Linked DNA regions of Homo sapiens: regions 1 and 2 are each linked to region 3. A link is a contact called in ENCODE Hi-C or POLR2A ChIA-PET data. All regions are on one chromosome and are shown on one strand. Each heading gives the region's core, a stretch centred on a gene start or an enhancer-like site at or near the end of the contact. The rest is flanking DNA. Distances are from core to core; before and after follow the strand shown. Region 1 holds the start of LINC02533 (long intergenic non-protein coding RNA 2533). Region 2 has its middle 54 kb from the start of KU-MEL-3. Region 3 overlaps CDYL (chromodomain Y like).

Region 1 (2,700 bases), core at 82-2,581, 440 kb before region 3:
GACCATTGGTATTAACTGCTTTGTAATGTAGGATATAATAAATTCCTCTTCAAAGGTTTTAGCCTATAAATTGTTAAGTACAATGAGTTCTGAGATCCTCTCCAAGGAACCAATGTATCCGTATGTTCAGCTCCCCTGTCCTTTGTTCTTCATTTTAAAGTTTAACTTCCTTGTTCTCTTTATCTCTTTGCCCCTAGTTTCAGTAAACAACCCCTCCCCCCACCACAGCCCCTATCACCTGCTCTGTCTTGAGTCACCCCTGGTCACCTGCTCTGTCCTGAGTCACCTCTGGTCACCTGCTCTGACCTGAGTCATCCTGAGTCACCCTGAGTCACCTGTTGTGCCAAACTACTCACCCTGCCACTCCAACTCATACCCCTGCTCTCTTTAAAATAGCCAATCGGAATTAGCTTAGACTGTGAAGTCCAACCCTAGCCAATAGGGGAACAACACAGCAGTAGAGGCTACCTGCATCAGGAATAAAAACCCCCTCCCCTCCTTTGTTCAGGTGTGCTCTCACCATTGCCCCATCCATGAGTTACACCCTTCCACAGAAGTAAAATTTGCCTTGCTGAGGAAATTAAATTTATGTTTGAGTGCTATTTCTTTTGCAGCACTGAAAATTTATTTCTAACAGTAGCCTCTAATGCATTTCACAAATAGAAGGTAATATTACCACTATTGGATTAGAGTTTTCCCCTCATTTCCTCCATTTTCCTTGTTTCTTCCATTTTCTATAAGGATTTTTTAAAAACAGTCTTAAGCAAAGTCTTCATAAGATTTGGGAAGTCAGACCTCACATCACTGGGATACTGGTCAGAGGACAGCCCTTGGATGTCTTCTAGAGTCTCCATTCCCTCCTTCGCATGAGTCCTTTCTGTGATTAGGGTATGGCAGCAACAACCAAGATGGGGGCTCTGAAAGGAGGGCAAGGGTTCAGGGGAGGAGAGCATGGCCCCACATGGAATGCTGCCCTTGGTCACCCCAGCCCTCTCTCAATTTCCCTCACAACCCACCATCAGGAGCCTCAGAGTAGGCCAGCGTTTGAAACAAGTTTTCAGTGCCGCAAAAGAAACAGCACTCAAACAGAAATTTTTTTCTCAGCAAGGCAAATTTACTTCTGCAGAAGGGTGCAGCTGGCGCCAGACATGATCACAAGAGCACACTGAGTAGGGTGGGGCAGGAGTTTTTATCCCTAATGCAGCAGCTTCTGTAGCTGTGTCCTTTCCCCATTGGCTGGAGTTGGACTGCACAATCTAAGCTGAGACCTGACTGGCTACTGTTTAAAATTGAACAGGGCTAACTAGGCAGGAAGGGAGAGGCTGTCCCTTACAATTTTAGGGTGCAGTAAAGGCAGAAAGGATAGTTGCAGAGTAGGGAATAGATGTGAGTTATAGATTAGGACTGATGGGAAGATTGTTTACCATAATTAGAGGCAAGGGGGCATAAAGAACGAGGAAGTTACTCTTTGAAAATAGAGAACAAAGAACAAGGAAGCTGAACAAGCTGACTCTTCTTTGAAGAGGAACCCACCGTACCCAACACCAGAAAGACTATAACCTTGGTGAGCAATTTTAAAAACTGGAGTAGTTTGCTAGGGTTACTTTAACAAAGTACCATAGACTGGGGGCTTAAATGACAGAAATTTATTTCCTCACAGCTTTGAAGGCTGGGAGTCCAAGATCCAGGTGTCAGCAGTGTTGGTATCTCCTGTGGCCACTCTCCTGGGCTTGCAGACGGCGTCTTCTCCCTGTGTCCCCACATGACCACCCTTCTCCACCTTAGCATCCCCGGTGTCTCTGTGTGTCCGGATGTCCTTTTCTCATGAGGTGAGGACACAGTCAGATTGGATTAGGGCCCACCCTAATGGACCTGTTTAAAGGCCCTGTCTCCAAGTACAGCCACATTCTGAGATACTGGGAGTTAGGGCTTCAAGATACAAATTTTAGAGAGGCCCACTCCAGCCCATCACAAAGACATAAGGGTGGGGGCCCCATAATGAAGACAGAGTTGGGTGGGGAGTAATGACACATGAATATGCCCCTTTTGTCATCCTTTTAAAAAGTTGTAGAAGGAATAAGTTAGGTCACATATGTAAAAGTTCAATAAAAGGCCATCGAATAAGAATTGGAACTCTAGAAAATCTCCCAGGTTGTCTTTGTTGACAAACTGGTTTCTCTTTCTCTTCTTTCTACTATTATAACCCCAGGGAAGTGAACTTGACATGGTTTAGCAACCAAATAAAGCCATACGTCACTGCTGCTCTTTGAAGATAATGAAATCTGGCATCGAGATCTTTATCTTTGCAGGAACCAAAGGCCAGAGACTTCTCAGCAAACACAAGTGGGTGTCTAGTATCTGGGGCAAAGGACCGTGAGGCTGGAGAGAGAAACAGAAGGGAAGAAGGGTCCCTTACTGGCTGTCACAGGAAGCTGTGGGATGCAGACACATCCAGGGAAAGGCAGAGGCTGCCTCCAAGGCTACATGACCTGCAGGCAGCCCCGGACCCCCTGGGGAGGACTCAGGTCTCCACTGAAGGGACAGCCGAACAGAGGGAAATGGAAGTAGAGCCGTGGGGACTCCTGGGAGGGGGAAGAAGGCATAGGAGGGGAGAGTGACCAGGGAGACAAGCCCCTCAAGGTCAGAGAGGGAAGCCAGTGGGTCCCCGAGGGTGGGGTCGTGCAGTGAAATGTACTGTAG
Region 2 (2,700 bases), core at 77-2,576, 270 kb before region 3:
ATTTTTATTATTAAAATAATGCCTTCCTTGTATGAACATCTCATAATTGAGGGTCAAATATAAGCAAAAAGCAGACTCAAAGCCAGCCATCCCTGGTTGACTTGTTGACAAAATAATTCACAGACAGTTCCCAGGCCCTCGGCCACAGAGCTGTAAACAAGCTTCCAGTTGCTGAACGAACCATAATAGACCCGAGATAAAACCATTCGTCTTCAAGTCATCTCAGGACCCAGGAGTGCCAATTCAAATGGTCACGCACAAGCACAAAACACCGAGCATGAAACATCACGTTTCTGCTGTATTTGATTTCTGTACATTTTCAATGAAATGTCTGGGCATTTCAGTATGGCTAAGTCAGTCTAGGGGTATTAGGAATCAGCCGGGTAAACCAGTGCCCTGGGAAATGTCCCAAGCCAGCTTAGGCATGATCTGAAAAGTCCCTGCAAGTTTCTCTTGCTTTGTATGTTACTCAGTGATAACAGTAATTCAATTCCATTCCAGAACAACAATATACATTGGGTTTCCATTGCATCTTCAGGATCCTGTTCCGGGATATTCCTGAAGACTGCCGGTATCCAGTATTTTACCCACTTGATCCTGGTGCATGTACAGGAAGACATCTCAGACCACACGCTCTGATTTGAGACGGTAGGCCCTATAGTTAGCATAATTATAGAGTGAGCAAGATAACTATAACTTAACCATGCCCTGAATGAGTATGCAGTCAGTGCCTACAGAAGGCCACGGGAACATGTGTAACTACGATACCAGCAGGAGGCAAGGAGTGACAGGGTCTGGAGCTAACAAATTACTAAAGGAAGGAAATCATTGCAACTCAGAGGAAGGCTCTGTAAAACCAGTGGCATGCCTCTGGTTAGCTTAGAGCATGAGTGAAATTTCAACAAGTCAGTAGGTATTGGGAGGAGGAATACTCTTAGGCCAGGTGCAGTGGCTCATGCCTATAGCCCCAACTATTTGGGAGGCTAAGGTGGGAGGATTGCTTGAGCCCAGGAGTTAGAGGCTACAGTGAGCTGAGATTGCACCACTGCATTCCTGCCTGGGCGACAGAGTGACACCCTGTCTCAAAAAAAGGGATATTCTTGATGGAGGGGGAAAGTGAATGTACGTGGTATGTTTAAAGAGCAGTTAAGTTATGCTCTCTTGTGCCTTGGAGTTGGGTCAAACTCCAAGAAGATGGAACTGCAAAAGCAGACTGGGTTCAAGTTTGCAAGGCCTAGAAGGTCATGACTACCAGAGCCTGGCTACGTTTCTCCTTTCCTCGCGTGACTCAGCTGGACTGCATTCCCCCAGCTTCTCCCACAGTTAAGTCTGACCATGTGACTCAATGCTGGCCAACAGAAGGTAGTAGAAGTGATGTAATGTACACCACTTCCAGGACTGGCCTGAATCCCACCTCCTCAGGCCGTGACTGGGCCTCCATCCAGGGGTTTCTGCCTGGACACACTCTCTCTCTGCTAGTTTGGATGGCAACACCCATGGCAAGCTTGGAGCACACCATGGAGACAACAGAACCTCCACCAACGTCATCCTTGGTTGATTGTGTGCCGGGGAGCACACCACCGCCTCCCACCCAGCCCCACTTCCCAAGGGACTTTTCCTGAGTGAGGAAGTTACAGGATGCTAGGCTGCTGAGATGTCAGGATTCACTTGCATGAACTCTGAAGTCAGCATTTCTCCAACTAAAATACCAGGGTTGGGGTCGCATGTTCTTCCTTAGGCCGTGCTTTGGGAAGGGAAGCCTGGGGGCAGCGTGGAAGCTGGTGTGGACGCAGGAAGAAAGCCACAGCAGGACCCTGTTGAAAGACTACTGAAGGGCAGATAAGAGATGAGAAGTGAGGAAAGACAGTGACTGGGAGAGGAAGGAAAGGAGGAGATATTTTTCATCATCCACTCCCTCTTTCTATTCAACTTTTATATCACTGTTAATTGAAACAGATTTCTCATAGCTCACCAGTGACCTCCTCATCCAGAACCAAGGATCATCTTTCTTATTAGCGGTGCCATCCTGTAGCATTTGACCACTGCCTCCTTTTTTGGAGGCTGTCTTCCCTTTCGCCACCCCCAGTCCTTCTTGTCTCTGAACCTCCGTTCTCTCTCCCTCTTTCTCTTCCACACCACCCCCCGACCCCGCCACACCACACACACTCCTCTCTTCCACCTCAAATGTAAGCTGTCCCAAGGTTCTGGCTTTGCACCTGCTCTTCTCTTTTCTCTATGTGTGGAATCCCCAGGGGGCTTCATTTGCCATCTGCCTTCTCCCTTTCTACTCGCCTTCCCCCTTTCTACTCACCATCTCCAGAACTGCCTCACCAGCCCCAACTTCTCTTCTGAGCTCTAGATCAAAATGTTTGATTTGCCATCTGAACAGCCACACACAGATGGTCTGCAGGCACCTCGAAAGCAGCCTGGCCAAAACAAAATTCATTCCCTTGTCACCCCCTCTCATTACTCCCCACCCACTGAGCAATGCTGCTGTTTCTCCATTTCTAGTTGTCTGAGACGGGAGGTTCAGCCACAAGCTGGTCATGAAGGGCTCTGTGGAACACCTTGCTAACATCAAGGTGTGATATTTCCCTGGAGGGTCTAAGACCTCCACCCTGGATCCCCCACACCTTTCCACAATTGCTCCAACACTCATTCCACTTTTACAGCATGTCACCCCCTTGTCACAATTCCTCC
Region 3 (2,700 bases), core at 176-2,675:
AATTTCTCCCTGTGCATGCTCAGATTGGTTCAGCAAAGACTCAAAGGGATCCCCTAGGCTCTCTGGAACTTTTTATCTATGTAGCTTCCTCCTTTTCCATATCATGTCTCACAAATTACAGCCTCCTGGGCCTCCCCCAAGTCATCTGTTCTAAGACAGCATTTTTGCCAGCTATGTCTGGGTTTCCCATCCCTGCACCTGCACTGTGGCAGCTGCTTTCGGTGGAAAGGCGGGTGGACTGTTAGGCTCACCATGTTTGTCTCCTTTCACTCTGGGAACATTGCCCTGCACAGCCTGTGGTCCAGTGCCTGCAAACAGTTGTTATGTCTATTTTATTCAGTTTCCTAGCTATCAGTGGCAGGTGAAGAAGTACAGACGCTGTTCTCTTTAGGTGGGAAGAGGGTGTCACAAGTCATTGTTAGAGACTTGCAGTTTTTGAAGCAGTGATATTTAACAGATTTGCCATATGTATTTGAGGATATCCTTTTTGCTCTTGAACATATTAAAAGAAAATCAATTACTGCAAGAGATACTAAAATAGGTTTCTTTCCTAGTCGAATGTTATGTTAATAAATCCTAGGAAAGCCTTGGTACTCTGAATCCAAATCCGTAAGGAACTCTCAGTTCACAGAGGCAACTTGTACTCCCGTGTCAACGATGAGAGTCATCGTTCCAGGGGAGTCGCACTAATTTCCACAGTTTGGGGTGAGGGGGGCGGTTTTTTTCTGAATCTCAGTGTTTACCATTTGTTTAGTCATTAGCAGCTACTTCTGCTCTGAAGTGTGGAGCTTACCATCCCTGGCTTGGGTTGAGGTAATGAGCTGTGTGACACTTGGCCAGTCACTTAGCTACTTGTCTCTAAATTGAGGGATCTGGACTAAAGAGACTTGAAGACCCTTTCCATGAGTTTACTGAGTAAACATGTACTGAGTGTTGTATGCACTGGGGATGGGTGGATAAGACAGGCGAGGACCCTGCTCTTACACAGCTTGGTGGAGTACATCGATGATACTGTAAATAAAAATACAATGAGAAAGAAATAACTTTCATGGGTGCTTTGAAGGAAATAAACCAGGGTGATATGAAGTGCTGATGGCAGGGACCAGCATTAGGATGGGAGGCCCAAGAAGGCTTGTCTGAGATGCTGAAATTTGAGCTGCCGTCCAGATGAGCAGAAGAAACTGGCCATTTGAATTCCAGGTCATAGGCGTTCTAGGCAGAGGGAAGAACACATGCAAAGGTCCTGAGATGGGCACAACCCTGGGTGACATGAGAACCCCGGGTGATGTGAGAACACTGTGGCATGATTGTCTTGAGTAGGGGGCATATGTGATGATCAGGGTCCTAGTCAGTGCTGGCAGCCTGTGACTCCAAGACTCGATCCTGCTGTGAATACTTCTCTACCTAAATAGTGCAAAGTTCAGTGTCACATGCCCTACTCAGATGAGTAACAGGGAGTGCCAGGAATTACATTGGGGTGGGGTGTGGTCGCTGAAGCTCCAACAAGATCACAGAGTCTGAAATGAGCAGGGACCTCACTGGCACGAGGAGCCAACACAGTTTTAACTCAGGAGTCTGAAGGCCAAGTTCAGTAGTCTTGGTCAGCGTGAGCCAAAATGAATCCATTTTTAAATTAGCAGAACCACGGATAGTTCGTAGGGACTATCGCCTCAAAGAAAATGCTGAAGCTGTTTCTGAGACTCACGTATAAAGGCTGCATGGGCTCCATGGCCTAGAAATGTTGCTTCGGTGGAAGGAAGCCACCAGGAAAACTGCTGGGAGAGTTTAAGGAATGTGTGACCTTTACGTAGAGAAAGGAAAGACCCAGTGAAAGCAAGAGCATTCCAGAGGTGGGGAGAGTGGACCTGAAGCCAGCCAGCTTTGCCCTGGTGGGAGGCAGGTTTCTTAGCCATTTGGGCTGCCTTAACAAAATACCATCAACTGGGTGGCTTGTAAATACACAACAGAATTATTGTGTTAATTATCCTCATAATTCTGGAGAGAACCCTAAGATCAGGGTGCCAGCAGGTTCAGGGTCTGCTGAGGGCTCACTTCCTGGTTCACAAATAGCACCTTTCTGCAGCATCATCACAGGGCAGAAGAGCCAGGGGGTGTCGGCCCTCATTTATAAGGGCACTCATCCCATTCATGAGGGCCCCACCCCCATGACCTAATCACCCCCCAAAGGCCCCACCTCCTCAGACCATCACCTTGTGGGTGAGGATTTCCCCACGGGAATTTGGGTGAGACACAGGCATTTGGGCCATGGCACCAGGCCTTCCCTGTGTTGCCAGGATGCTGCTTTTTGTGCTTGGATATAGCAGCAATTGAAAAATCCAGCTCAGGTTGAGGAACTCTTAAAGACCCAGGAGCTCTCACTTGGCATTACCAGCTGCTGGCATGTGTAGTCTGAAGGAACCCCCTTCTTAGAATGCCCAGAGTCTCCACGTCTGTCTCCTGTCCCAACATGCCAGCACCGTGTCACGTAGCCTCTGCCTGCATCTGCACAGCATTGTTTCTGGTGTGGTCTCTTTTTAGGCAGGGAAATCATTGCTGTCGGCTGTCACCTAAGTGGCAATGTCATCTCACCTGCACTTTTAACAACTGCTGTGCCCACGTGTGTTTTTATTGATCGATTTTTAGTTGTCTTTCATTGTGTCCTGTGGTCTGGCTTCCACTCTTCACGCCATAGTGAAGCAT

What was found. Hi-C counts contacts between places; a loop is a spot of excess contacts on that map. ChIA-PET counts read pairs that join two places held with the same protein, here RNA polymerase II (POLR2A). Pooled maps may share reads with other maps.
Region 1: a loop to region 3 is called in a map of heart left ventricle, with 2.4 times the contacts of the local background. The contact joins the promoter of LINC02533 here to the enhancer-like site in region 3. A Hi-C loop is called at or near these places in 1 of 168 maps with a recorded cell type or tissue (heart left ventricle) and 1 of 50 pooled maps. POLR2A ChIA-PET finds 5 or more read pairs at or near these places in 3 of 52 experiments (H1, MCF 10A and activated T-cell).
Region 2: a map of heart right ventricle shows a loop between it and region 3 (2.1-fold over the local background). The contact joins two enhancer-like sites. A Hi-C loop is called at or near these places in 1 of 168 maps with a recorded cell type or tissue (heart right ventricle), 1 of 37 single-sample maps with no recorded cell type and 3 of 50 pooled maps. POLR2A ChIA-PET finds 5 or more read pairs at or near these places in 2 of 52 experiments (HEK293 and OCI-LY7).

Annotation. Positions count from the first base shown.
Region 1 is chr6:4,487,467-4,490,166 of GRCh38, forward strand. LINC02533 (long intergenic non-protein coding RNA 2533) reads left to right here and starts at 1,332. Exons shown (of 5, transcript NR_149117.1): 1 at 1,332-1,564; 2 at 1,661-1,829; 3 at 2,210-2,343. The region is part of intron 2 of LOC105374894 (a long non-coding RNA gene); the gene reads right to left. RefSeq lists an enhancer at 1-935.
Region 2 is chr6:4,662,930-4,665,629 of GRCh38, forward strand. No RefSeq gene overlaps it. Among named protein-coding and RNA genes, the nearest start is that of KU-MEL-3, 54 kb to the left of the region's middle. RefSeq lists an enhancer at 1,146-1,440. Within about 2 kb of position 1,327, at least 5 of the 41 ENCODE cell types and tissues checked have a DNase peak (open chromatin) inside an H3K27ac peak, as active enhancers do.
Region 3 is chr6:4,930,251-4,932,950 of GRCh38, forward strand. All of the region lies in intron 2 of CDYL (chromodomain Y like), which reads left to right. Among named protein-coding and RNA genes, the nearest start is that of LYRM4-AS1, 72 kb to the right of the region's middle. RefSeq lists an enhancer at 1,887-2,605. Within about 2 kb of position 1,426, at least 4 of the 41 ENCODE cell types and tissues checked have a DNase peak (open chromatin) inside an H3K27ac peak, as active enhancers do.